4 separate regions of the Homo sapiens genome follow, and all the other regions are linked to region 1. Evidence: chromatin contacts called from ENCODE Hi-C or POLR2A ChIA-PET data. All regions are on one chromosome and are shown on one strand. Each heading gives the region's core, a stretch centred on a gene start or an enhancer-like site at or near the end of the contact. The rest is flanking DNA. Distances are from core to core; before and after follow the strand shown.

Region 1 (3,046 bases), core at 318-2,817:
AAGTCTGGAATATACTTAGTGAAGTGAGAAAGTTGAGGGAGGTGGGGGACATAGACTATGGCCCTTCCCTCTTTCCTGCTACTTCTGTCCTGCTGTGAGCACATCTGTGCTGTTGTGCTTTATAGAGAAAATTCCAGTTTACCTCCCTATTTCTCTCTCTCTCTTCTGGGTCCTGAGTAACAGGAGGTCAGCTTTTCTAGGCCTTTCTTATCTCTTCCCCTGATAAAAGTTGGATTCATGTGTAGTGCACGAACAAATAAAGCTTTGGGGCTCTGGTTCCCTCCTCTTCTCCCCCTGCCTCTTCCTCCTCATTGTCACATCCTTATTGTAAATACTTTAGGGGCAGTGTATAAAAAATGGCACTAATTACTGAAACAATGTTATTTACCACATACACTGGCAGAATGTTTACTATGTTTCTTTACAGCCGGGGTTTATTTTTGTTTGATGTATTTAGTTGCTGTGAAAATGAACGTGTTGCTCACTCTCGATAGACCTGTTCTTCCTCCTCCTTCCTCCTTCTCCTTCTGTGCCAGATCGTCCTCCTCTTCAGCAGCTTCTCTTCCTTCATTAGGCCTTCTGGGCAGTTTTTAGGATGTCTGCTCCTAAACTATTTCCATTTAAAATTGTTCTAGTGTATCAACACACCAATCACTTTGACTCCATGCAAGCTGGTCTCTGCATTTCAAACCTAGCTTCCGTGTGTTAGTCCTTTTTGACATTTTTATAGGGTTTCTCCAGGAAAAAAAAGAAGAGCATAGCAAAGGTATGAGCCATCCTTATGGAGTGCCAGCCTAGAGGGAAAGAGGAACTAAACATTGTTTGTATACTTACCACCTATGAGGGCCCCTCCACCATGTTTGACACACTCTTCTTGCAGCTAACTGGTGAAATAGATGTTTTGTCCCTGGTTTTATATCTAAAAATACTATACTGAGGTTAAGTAACCTGCCCAGAGTCTCACACGGGGTAAGAAGGGACACCAGAATTCAGTGATAATTGTATCATTCCCAAGCCTCTTGGCTTTTTAAATTTATTTACTCTAAACCATACTGCACCTCTCTAAGTAAAAGGTTAAGAGAACTCAGGAATGCAAATGAAAAAGCGCTTGTCAAGGGAGAGAGAAGAGAGAGAGGAGGGGGAGGGAGAGAGAGAGAGAAAGAGAGAAAGAAGGAGAGCGAGACCGATCGTGCCATTGCACTCCAGCGTGGGCAACCAAGCGAGACTCCGTCTCAAAAAAAAAAAAAAAAAAAAAAAAAAGTAGAGCACAAGAGCACTCATGATCTTCCTATGTTGTCATTTTTAGCCTTTTTCCACCTTATATGTGCTGAGAGCTGTTCTGCTGCCATTTTCTCTCCCTGCCTCAAGAGCACATTTAAGTGCAAGTGAATGGGGTGGGATTGTGATTGTTACACTGAGTGATTGCTTAGAATCTGCCCTACCGTATCTGCCGGTGTATAAAACTCTACCGATGTTACCAAACTCTGAGAGGATGTGAAGCTCTAGTTTTCACTGTGCTGAGCTGATTACCTCATGTCGTCACCAGGGGGCAGCACCTTCCCATGCCTTTGGACTTAGGAGCCTCGGGGCGGTGGGAAGCCCACACCAAACCCCATGCCTTAGCTGGTCACCTCTTACCTTCCAAGCCTGATCCAAGTTTGGGCAAAACGGATGTAAATGTGTTTTTAATTTTTTTTTTCTTATTTGAGAGGGGGGCAATTGGAGGGAGGAAATACAGCTTATATGTTGGCATACACATTTGAAATATTTGGTACTTTCTAAGCAGGAGTTTTATGTGTATTCTGTGTTCTTTTCTCTACTGAGAAAATAACTATTTCCTTTGCTAGGGATGCAGTAATCAGCAATGCCTGTTGCAACCATAAGTTACACCATATTTTCTCAAAGAAACATGGTAGTAATCAGAGGCCATTGTTCAAAGTACTGACTTTAGTCAGCTGACCTGCAATCAAACCTCAGTTTAGGCACTTACTAGCTGTGTGACCCTGGGCAAAATACTTAACCTCTCTGAGCATCACATACTCATCTGTGATATGAGGACTGCAATACATTCCTGCTTTCTTTTTTTGACAAATATTTATTGAGAATTTCTTTACTTGTGGAATGTGGTATTATGTCCTGTGTTTAATGGTCTTTATATGTATCTCCCAGTTCAGTTTCATATAAATTGGCCTCTTGTTTCTGTAACTAGGATTGCATTTCTGTCAAAAGTCTTGGCTTATACAAGGACGCTCAAAGGCCATCCAATCTGCAAATACAAGACAGAGCTGCCTCAGGAAATGCCCGATGATTTAATTAAAATGTGAAGAGTAGCCCACAGAGAGGGCAGGTGTGGTGTAACCCCACCCTGCAGGGATGAGGCGGGCATCCTCCTTCTCGGTGACTTAGCCTGGAGTACTACCTTGGAGTAGTTTCAGAGACGGTTCTCAGGACAAAAAGTTGACCCCTGTTTTAGGGAGGCTGCCTTGTGGCCACTGGGCATGCTGATGGTTTGCCATCTAACACTTTATGCCTCTCACTTGTCCCCATTTTGAGTCCAGGCAACTGTGACCCCTGGAATTATGGAGAGTCTCTTGGGACTGTCGTTATTATTTTTATTCTTACTGAGGTAAAATTCACATAACATAAAATTAAGCATGTTAAAGTAGACATTTCATTTAGTACATTTATAATATTGCACAATCACCCACTATCTAGTTCCAAAAATCATTTTTTTGAGTTTCTATTTTGATATGATTTTAACCTAGGAAAAAAATTACAAGAATTGTACAAGGAACTCTGCATAACCTTCCACCAGATATATTCACTGTTGATGTTTTGCCTCATTTCCTCCCTGGTGTTTGCTTTCTCTCTTTCTCTGTTTGCGTGTGCATGTGTGTGTGTGTGTGTGTGCGCATATGTGTGTGCATATGTGCATATGTGTGTGTGTATATATACATATTTTTCCCCAAAAAAACACTTTAGAGCATGCTGGAGACATTGTGTCCCTTTAGCACTAAATACTTAGTAGGTACGTATTTGCTAATAT
Region 2 (3,046 bases), core at 188-2,687, 490 kb after region 1:
TTTCAAGTAGTAGTTAGGTTAGGCCACAGAGTCTAATCTACTCAAATGTAATGAAAACACTAGTTGTCTGCAATAAAAGAAGATTCAGCCCTATGAAAGTAAAAATGTTGTTGATAATGCAACATATTTTTCAAAGATGAGCTTCTGTGCCTTTATTTTTCAAAGAGTTCGTGGAGAAGATGTGTCTTCCCTGTGGTGGCCTTAGTAGACGGGAGAGGAACTAATGTTTGCTAAATGCCTGCTCCATGCCAGGCACCATGTGCATTTTATGTGTGGTATCACGTAAGCCTCATGACACTTTTGCCAGATGTACAGATAGCCTTTGCTGTATTACAAACCACCCCACACTTACACAACCATCATTTATGAGCCCAAGATATTCTGTGAGCTGGGCACAGTTGGATAATTCTTCAGTTGGTCTCCTGGGGCTCACTCCTGCAGCTGCGCTCAGCTGGTAGATGATGAAATGGCAGGGACAGGGTGATCTGGAATGATCTAGGTGATCTGCTGGCTGAAGCACCTCGGTTTTCCGTCATGGGGCCTTTCCAGCAGGTTGGCTCAGGCTCACAGCTGCAGTGTCAAAGAGGGCAAAAGTGGAAGCTGAAAAGCTGTTGGAGGACTCAGTTACAATCTGACACACTGTCCCTTCCTTCACATACTGGTCAAAGCAAGTCACAAGGCCAGATTCAAAGGGCTGGGATATAGACACCATCACTTCATGGGAGGAAGTGCAAAAACTATGTGGCTGTTTCCAATATACCAAACAAGGGGCATTGTTATTCCATTCCATGGGTGCCAAAATCCTACCAAATGCACCAATTCATAAGTAATAGAAGGGGTATTTGAGTCCAGGTCTCTCTGACCTCCCAATTCTTCTACTCTCTACTATACCAGAGCACCTTAGGTAGCCTTCCTTTTCCTCCTTTCCATTCTCTTTCTCCTCCTTTGTCTCTCTCTATCCATGTCCAGACTCTAAGATGAGGAAGCAGAAGAAAGAAAGGGTAAGGTGCAATGAGATTCACACCGGCGTTGTGTGCCATGCTCTCTGAGTAACTAGCATCTTAGGGAAACAAGGCCAGCAGTAAGATACATTTTAGGTGATTATTTTTACACCTTTCTTTCTTCTTTTCTTTTCACCAAATATTGTGTTCAAGTCTCAATTTCCCCTGTTACTAGCTGTATACTTGGCAAGGTACTTATCCACTCAGCCTCCATGTGCTCATCTGTAAAATGAGAGTAATAATTCGTAGATCTATGAGTTGTTGTGAAGTTTGAATGAGATAATAATATATGCAAAAAACATTTTGAAAACCGTAAGGTACACTCTAGCAATGTGATGAATTATTCATGCTTCTACTCAGGGTCAAAAAGGAAGTATAGTCATGCTGACTGTGGCTCTGACAACTGCCAGGTGCTTTCAAGGCTTTTCAGCAAAGTGTGGGTTTCAGACAAATGGGAAATCTAATAGACCACTCTCTGCAGTTGGCTGTATTTCCAGCCAGCACAGATATGATTATAATTAGAGTTTCAAGAGCCTGTTTCACATCAAAAGGATTCCTTGGCCCAGTCTGCAGTCTACCTGAGGTATGTGGCCAGATGTGATCCCTCTGGCAGCTGTTTTTATTCGGGCCCATTTGCTTCTTTTCCTGTGCTACCAGGAGTGTCTGTTTCTATTGTACTCATTATTTTCAGATACCAGGTGAGAAGAGATTTTCCATATGTGAGATTTCAGATGGTGACCACTGAGCAAAATGCATAGCTCTCGCCCCCTCTTCTCACTTCCTAAATGAACAGCAACTCTGACAAATTCACTTTAACAGAGCCAGGTCTTTTATTAGCAGCCAGAGAATAGTCTGTAATGGGAGGAATTACTCTGCCCGTGCATCTCTCCCAGGAAAAACATTCGTTAGCCTGTCAAGGAAGCGAAACCTCTTATTAGAAACTGTAGAAAAGTCAGTTTCTCCATTTTTGCTGCTAAAGGATTCAGAACACATCTCACTGCACACCTGAAATTAACAATTCAACTGGAAGGGGAGGTGAGCCCACTGGAGACAGGCGGAGATGGCTGAATGAGCAGGACTCCAGATCAGAGCTGAGCCCAACCTGGGTGTTCATGATTTCAAACCCCATTATGGCCTTTCCTGCAGGGTCCTTTTGATCATCATAACTCTTCACTGGGCAAAGTGACGATAGCGGTAAGACTCACCCAGTGTTCAGAGACAGATAATTTTTTTTGCTTCTTTTTATCTAGCTAATGATTTTCCAATTTTAGCCAGCAGTGCTGAGAAGCCACAACTGTCATAAGAGTCCTTGATGGGATTTCTCTGAGTGAAATTCAGAAGAAAAGCCCATATGTGTAAGTACAAAGAAGCAGGCTGGTTTCAAGCTGCCCCATTCGCTTTGCATTTATCCTTCTAAGCCACGGATTAAAACAAATGCTAATGATGGAGTTGAATTTTCAGGGAAAGGAAACAGCATCCAAGGTTTATGATCACTGGGGTCATAGGAATGGAGACTCCTCAAGGACGAATTCCAAGGAAAGGTCACCTTATGCCCTACGATCACCCACTATTCCTGCTGCACCAAACTATTGTTGGTTTTCAATTCTTGCATCTCATCAAGTCTATTATGCCATTGATTGCAAGAATATTATTTTAGGTATTAGTGAGAAAAGTTGCTGCTAATTAAAGTGAGAAACATATGGAGAAATATACCAGGCTGTTTCAGGCCACCGAGTCTTTTTTCTCTCTTGGGAGTGCCTCTTCTCTCACCAGCTCTTCTCCTGCCTGTTATGGTCTCTCCAAAATCACATCTTCCCTAGCTTTTGACTGGTATTTACCATCCAGTTCATGTGATTTTTGGAAGTTCATTGTGAGCTTCCTGTGAACAAAGATCATATTCTATTCACCAGGGGCCCATCAAAGCCGTGGGAGGACACAATGCTCCAGCACTTCTGCCCCTTCAGCCACTTGAGGATGCAGCAGAAGGTGCCATCTATGAAGGAGAGAGCAAGCCCTCACCAGACACCAAATCAGCTGGCGCCTTG
Region 3 (3,046 bases), core at 365-2,864, 430 kb after region 1:
CTATTTTTATTTTTTAGAAGTTCCACCGTATTGTTTTCCATTATAGCTGCACCATTTTACATTCCCACCAACAGTGTCCAAGGGTTCCAATCTCTCCACATGCTTGCCCACATCTGTTATTTTCTGTGTGTGTGTTCTTTTTTAATAGTAGCCATCCTAGTAAGTATGAAGTGGTATTTCACCATCATTTTGCTGCGCTTCTTGACTAGCTCACCCACTATCAGCCCTTCTTGACTACCCAGCCCTAGGAGGCAGCCTGCCATGCTAAAGTCTTGTCTGGACCTATAGCAGGAGGACAGTAGTTCTTAGAACTCATAATAGCTCCCTGATACTGTCATTTGTTGAGCCAAATTGTTTCTTAAATCTAAGATATATAATATTTCACATGCACAGTTAAGGCACAGACCTGTGAGGAGGGAGTGGTCAAACAAGATGACTTACCGAGTGTTAGATATCTGTGAATGAGCACCATCTCCAGTTCTCCATTGCAAACTAAAGAAGCCCTCTCTCAGGAGGTTATGCAGCTGTAGGGCTCTTTATGTTACATGTAGCATGTCAGTAGAATAACCATAACGATGGGATAGAAAAATAGTGAGTAAATGAAAAAGGTAGACTGGCAGACTGGGGTTCATGTTGGCAGAGAGATGACAGGGACCGAGAATGAAAACAGAAACCACAATTTTCAAAACATAAGCCTCAGTTTCGAAGCAGGCCAATTTCTCCCGACCACACCGTGGTGGGCATCACAGACGATCTAAGTTCAAACCTTGAAACACCAGCTCTTTCAGGCCCATTTGTTCCCAGATAAGACCATAGAGAAATTGACCTGTCAGTAACTCCACACAGACTTGTGAATCCCAAAGATAAGACCACTTACTTTTCCAGAAACTCCCCAGTTTACAGAATCTGATGAAATCCTGCCAACACCATCCTGTGACTAACTCCAGCCCCCAAAGCTTTATTGGGTGCCCTTGTCTTAATCCACCCTTTTGAGATGCCTCAAGCTTCCCCACAGCGTGCAGTTTCCCTTGCTGTGGCGTTAATCAGCCTAACTTTGTTGACTACAGGTGTGTTCCAGGTGGTCTTAGGCTACAGGACATTGAAGAACATTAAATTACATGCAATGCCTAAAGCTAGTTCTCTGCAACTCCATGACTCTGGAAATGACCAAAGCCTCTCTTTCTGGCCACCTCTCAATTTTCCCCCAGCTCTCACCTTCTCTATCCTCTTTCTCCAAGCTCCTGAAATGCCACACTGGACACCCGGTACTTGTACTTTTATTTATGCAGGCTTCTTACAAAAATGAATAATTAACGTCATGAGAAAATTCTCAGGCTGACCTGAGAATAAAGCAATCAAGACCACATTAAAATTATATCTTTTTTTCCAAGACTCATTAAGGAGCTGTGAGAAAATCAGTACACCAACCTGTTGTGAAACCCCAATGTAATGTTTAACTAATTTTCTGCCTTTGAGCAATATCCCCACTATTAGCTTTCTTTTTTCCTTACTGGCAGTTTTACTTAATTTCTTTAAGGTGACATAATGAAAGAGTGAAAAAATGTACCCTGTGGTTCTGCAGCCACCCCCTACAGCTCCACTTTCTGACTCATGGCCAGGAGAGTGCTGGCTCTGTTTTTCCAAGTCCAAGGGGGAGGAGGGTACCTCTTCTGTCCACCCCTACTGCTTCCCGAAATCACTCTCTCTTCTTTCTGGACTTTCCTTAATTTACTGGGGAGAGTGACTGATCCTTCCTGGCAGCCTAGGGTGAAGCCTAGACCCCTTATTCGTACCTCCCCGCTTCTCTCCCATCCACAATGTTGTTTTGAAAGCTGTTTTGTTCCCTTGTCCTCCCTTGCTCCTGGTGGAATTGATGGGTGTACAGGAGGCAAACCAGTCCCTTCATGGCAAATTTCAACTGAGACAGAGAGAAACTTGGCCCTGCAACACGTAAGCTCAGGAGCTGTTGGCCTTCCCAACAAAAAACGAGGCAAGACAGTCCAAAGCCAAAGGGAGGATGAAGTAGAGGCTCAGAGGAAAGTAGAAATGACACCCTTCCTGGGCTCTTTACTGTGTCCCCCGGTCCAGTCCTGTGCCTTCCCTAGGTCCTGCAGTCTCTGTTCTCTGATTCCATGAGCCTCTGCAGTGCCCCATCCATTGCATTTGCTCAAGTTGGCTCCCATGGCTTTCTGTAACTTACAACCAGAAGAGCCTGAGAAAGGCGCCAGGCTTCTGTAGCTCAGTTTCATGACCCAGGAGAGCCTCACTCCCTATAAAAGGTGAGCGTGTTCCCTGGTCCCACTAACTGCACCAACCCCCTTGGGAAGCCGTCCCTACTCCCTAAACTAGCCTCTCTTGGCTCTGTGCTCCCTGCCTCTCCTGTCAGGCTTCTGCCATGGCCCTTAGCCCTTCAGCCTGAGGTCACTCACAAGCCTGACTAAGAGATCCCACTGGCAGGCAAGGGCTGGGTCACCCCCACTCCGGACCGCTCCATCCTTATCATTGTTGCCACGTGTACTGGGCTGCACACGCTGCCAGCTTGCTTGCTCAGTTTCATAAGAGGTTGCTTCCTTATTAGGAATTTTCTGTTCTTCCTGTGCATGATGTGCAGGGCAGTTACACTTCAAACTCACCAGTTAGTAATACCTCTGTTTCTGTGGGTTGGAGTCTGCTTTTGGGGGTGGCCAGGCTGCTTGTGCATCAATGCTTGATCTTCCAGATCTCCCTACCCCTTCCTTTTCAAGATGACCTCTGGGTGTGGGGAAATCGGGGAGTCCAGGGAAGTGAGGAGGAATGGACTCTAACTCTACGTATTTGATTCCGTAGTCCTTTGGTGTCCTGGAAAGGACTACATGTGGATGGCCCCTATACCATGCTGACCTCTGGAGCTGAAATCTGTAGCTGGCGCATTTGCAGTTGATCTCTGGGCTCCATCTCAGCCCCGTAACCCTCCCCAAAGTTTTGGCCCCAACCAGGTCCTTGCTGCAGCCCTGACCAGGGTACTGTGCCCTCCCCCCATAGGTATGGGATCTCTTTGCCCCTGGAA
Region 4 (3,046 bases), core at 141-2,640, 330 kb after region 1:
CTAGGAGCCATGACTGGAGTCAGCAAAGAAACCTGCTTCACCTGATGTTGAGTCCAGGGCTGTTCGGTAGATTCCACCAGTACCTAAAAGTCATAGACTCCCACCTAGGTGTTACATTGCAAGTCATGGAGAACTCCAATCCTCAGCTGTTACAGAGAAGCATTCTTTGCAAAGAAGAGCACAGGCACTGGAGTCAGATTGCCTGGGTTCAAATCCCACCCGGTCTACATAATACTGAGTCACTTCTCTGTACCTCAGTTCCTTCACCTATAAAACAGAGATAACAGAAGTATCGACTTTATATTGAGATGTCGCCAAATATGAAATGACGAAGTAGGCAGAGCCCTTAGCGCACAGCCTACTGAGGGATGAGTATTCACTGTTAGCTATTTTTACTATTAATACTTCTGTAATTGCCACCAGTAATGATCGCTGTTGCCTCCCTTCCTGCCAGTACTGTATCTGGACGGATGGACTGAATGCGCTACTCGGGAAGGACATGATGAGCGACCTGACGCGGAATGACCTGGACACCCTGCTCAGCATGGAAATCAAGCTCCGCCTCCTGGACCTGGAAAACATCCAGATCCCTGACGCACCTCCGCCGATTCCCAAGGAGCCCAGCAACTATGACTTCGTCTATGACTGTAACTGAAGTGGCCGGGCCCAGACATGCCCCTTCCAAAACTGGAACACCTAGCTAACAGGAGAGAGGAATGAAAACACACCCACGCCTTGGAACCGTCCTTTGGTAAAGGGAAGCTGTGGGTCCACATTCCCTTCAGCATCACCTCTAGCCCTGGCAACTTTCAGCCCCTAGCTGGCATCTTGCTCACCGCCCTGATTCTGTTCCTCGGCTCCACTGCTTCAGGTCACTTCCCATGGCTGCAGTCCACTGGTGGGACAAGAGCAAAGCCCACTGCCAGTAAGAAGGCCAAAGGGCCCTTCCATCCTAGCCCTCTGCAGGCATGCCCTTCCTTCCCTTGGGCAGGAAAGCCAGCAGCCCCAGACTGCCCAAAAACTTGCCCACCAGACCAAGGGCAGTGCCCCAAGGCCCCTGTCTGGAGGAAATGGCCTAGCTATTTGATGAGAAGACCAAACCCCACATCCTCCTTTCCCCTCTCTCTAGAATCATCTCGCACCACCAGTTACACTTGAATTAAGATCTGCGCTCAAATCTCCTCCCACCTCTCTCCCTGCTTTTGCCTTGCTCTGTTCCTCTTTGGTCCCAAGAGCAGCAGCCGCAGCCTCCTCGTGATCCTCCCTAGCATAAATTTCCCAAACAGTCCACAGGTCCCATGCCCACTTTGCGTCTGCACTGTGATCGTGACAAATCTTCCCTCCTCACCAGCTAGTCTGGGGTTTCCTCTCCCTGCCCCAGGCCAGAACTGCCTTCTTCATTTCCACCCACGCTCCCAGCCTCTTAGCTGAAAGCACAAATGGTGAAATCAGTAGTCTCGCTCCATCTCTAATAGACTAAACCTAAATGCCTCTAGGACGGACTGTTGCTATCCAAGCGTTTGGTGTTACCTTCTCCTGGGAGGTCCTGCTGCAACTCAAGTTCCACAGGATGGTCAAGCTGTCAGACATCCAAGTTTACATCATTGTAATTATTACTGGTATTTACAATTTGCAAGAGTTTTGGGTTAGTTTTTTTTTTTTTTTTTGCTTTGTTTTTGTACAAAAGAGTCTAACATTTTTTGCCAAACAGATATATATTTAATGAAAAGAAGAGATACATAAATGTGTGAATTTCCAGTTTTTTTTTAATTATTTTAATCCCAAACATCTTCCTGAAAATAACATTCCCTTAAACATGCTGTGGAATAAAATGGATTGTGATGATTTGGGGAGCTGGTGTTTTGATTTAGTAACTTAGGTTCTTGCTACTCAGTCATCAGCATCACCTGGGAGCTTGTTGGAGATGCCAGCTCTTCAGCTCCACCCTAGACCTGCTGAATTGGGTGATGTTTATGTACATTGGTTTGAAAAACACTGCTGTGGGAAACCCTCCACCATTGCTAGGTCACCATAGGCTCTGAGCATCAGTGGAGAATGTTACTTCTAAGAAGACCATCTCGACTCACTGAGAAAATCAGACCCACTGTATGAAAATATCTATTCCTTTTACATTGCTGTCTCTTGACCATGACTTTCTCTTTTTTCTTTCTTACCATGATATAATTTATAGAATGGGTCTAATTAAAGACATCACAACTTTGAGGGAGCACATTTAGCAATGAAAAGAATGCATACCCACAGACCTGAAATAAGCCAGAACTAAATAAATCTAACCGTGGGTTAATAAATTATAGGTCAGAGCCCAGCGAAGGATGTTTCTTAAGTCATTTGCACTGGAGGCATTATCAGGATTGTAAACTCCCAGCACTGGGAGGGATGTCAGAAGGGTCCAAGCATGCAGTATTAAGCGTGGCACAGCACCAGCCACTCTGGCCTCACAGCACAAGCTGTGGAAGCATCCAGGTCATTTCTCTTTACCGTCATCAGGATGTGCAATTACAGATTGACCTGGGTTGAGATGATATGGTCCAGAGCACTGCATGCATTGCAGGAAAAAAGTCCTTTGCATTCACAGGGGTTCCTTCTTCCCATCAGAGCACTCACACCTGTGTCAAGCTGTTAATTCCTTGATCATTAAGCTTCGATGTTATTAACATGTACTTGCTATCAGGAGCAGTTATTAATCTACCCATCATCATGATAAAACAGTAAGTGTTAGGTCAAAGGCAGCAAACAAAGTCATATTATTTTTTTCTTATGGGTTACAAGATCCAATCCATGAAAAAGGGAACTTTCTGGACCAGGATCTCTGAGGTCCTGAGACACTGGGTTTAAGAAATGTATCTGTCCTGTGACCTTGGTTGGGGAGATCCAGCCCCTCTCTCTTCTGGCACTCCAGCTTTGGTGCATTTAATAGAAAGAAACCTTTTCAGGACTATGAAAGGCAGCATTCTCCAGCTCCTCCCTAGACCCTCCTTTGGACCTGTGAGATCTGAAGAGTATGCCATCTGTTTCCATTCATTTT

What was found. A loop is a pair of places that touch in the nucleus more often than their neighbours do. ChIA-PET counts read pairs that join two places held with the same protein, here RNA polymerase II (POLR2A). Pooled maps may share reads with other maps.
Region 2: a pooled map shows a loop between it and region 1 (3-fold over the local background). The contact joins two enhancer-like sites. A Hi-C loop is called at or near these places in 13 of 168 maps with a recorded cell type or tissue (CD4-positive, alpha-beta T cell, CD8-positive, alpha-beta T cell, Calu3 and 6 more), 6 of 37 single-sample maps with no recorded cell type and 17 of 50 pooled maps. POLR2A ChIA-PET finds 5 or more read pairs at or near these places in 3 of 52 experiments (CD4-positive, alpha-beta T cell, CD8-positive, alpha-beta memory T cell and activated T-cell).
Region 3: a loop to region 1 is called in a pooled map, with 2.5 times the contacts of the local background. The contact joins two enhancer-like sites. A Hi-C loop is called at or near these places in 1 of 37 single-sample maps with no recorded cell type and 4 of 50 pooled maps. POLR2A ChIA-PET finds 5 or more read pairs at or near these places in 2 of 52 experiments (PC-9 and T-cell).
Region 4: a pooled map shows a loop between it and region 1 (2.2-fold over the local background). The contact joins two enhancer-like sites. A Hi-C loop is called at or near these places in 2 of 50 pooled maps. POLR2A ChIA-PET finds 5 or more read pairs at or near these places in 2 of 52 experiments (activated CD4-positive, alpha-beta T cell and activated naive CD4-positive, alpha-beta T cell).

What each region holds. Positions count from the first base shown.
Region 1 is chr7:37,180,677-37,183,722 of GRCh38, reverse strand. All of the region lies in intron 13 of ELMO1 (engulfment and cell motility 1), which reads left to right. Among named protein-coding and RNA genes, the nearest start is that of ELMO1-AS1, 180 kb to the right of the region's middle. Within about 2 kb of position 1,567, at least 2 of the 41 ENCODE cell types and tissues checked have a DNase peak (open chromatin) inside an H3K27ac peak, as active enhancers do.
Region 2 is chr7:36,689,407-36,692,452 of GRCh38, reverse strand. All of the region lies in intron 1 of AOAH (acyloxyacyl hydrolase), which reads left to right. Among named protein-coding and RNA genes, the nearest start is that of AOAH, 34 kb to the left of the region's middle. Within about 2 kb of position 1,437, at least 2 of the 41 ENCODE cell types and tissues checked have a DNase peak (open chromatin) inside an H3K27ac peak, as active enhancers do.
Region 3 is chr7:36,746,004-36,749,049 of GRCh38, reverse strand. No RefSeq gene overlaps it. Among named protein-coding and RNA genes, the nearest start is that of AOAH, 23 kb to the right of the region's middle. Within about 2 kb of position 1,614, at least 4 of the 41 ENCODE cell types and tissues checked have a DNase peak (open chromatin) inside an H3K27ac peak, as active enhancers do.
Region 4 is chr7:36,853,160-36,856,205 of GRCh38, reverse strand. It overlaps ELMO1 (engulfment and cell motility 1), which reads left to right. Exons shown (of 22, transcript NM_014800.11): 22 at 455-3,046. The coding sequence ends at 655. Among named protein-coding and RNA genes, the nearest start is that of MIR1200, 65 kb to the left of the region's middle. RefSeq lists an enhancer at 1,017-1,518. Within about 2 kb of position 1,390, at least 2 of the 41 ENCODE cell types and tissues checked have a DNase peak (open chromatin) inside an H3K27ac peak, as active enhancers do.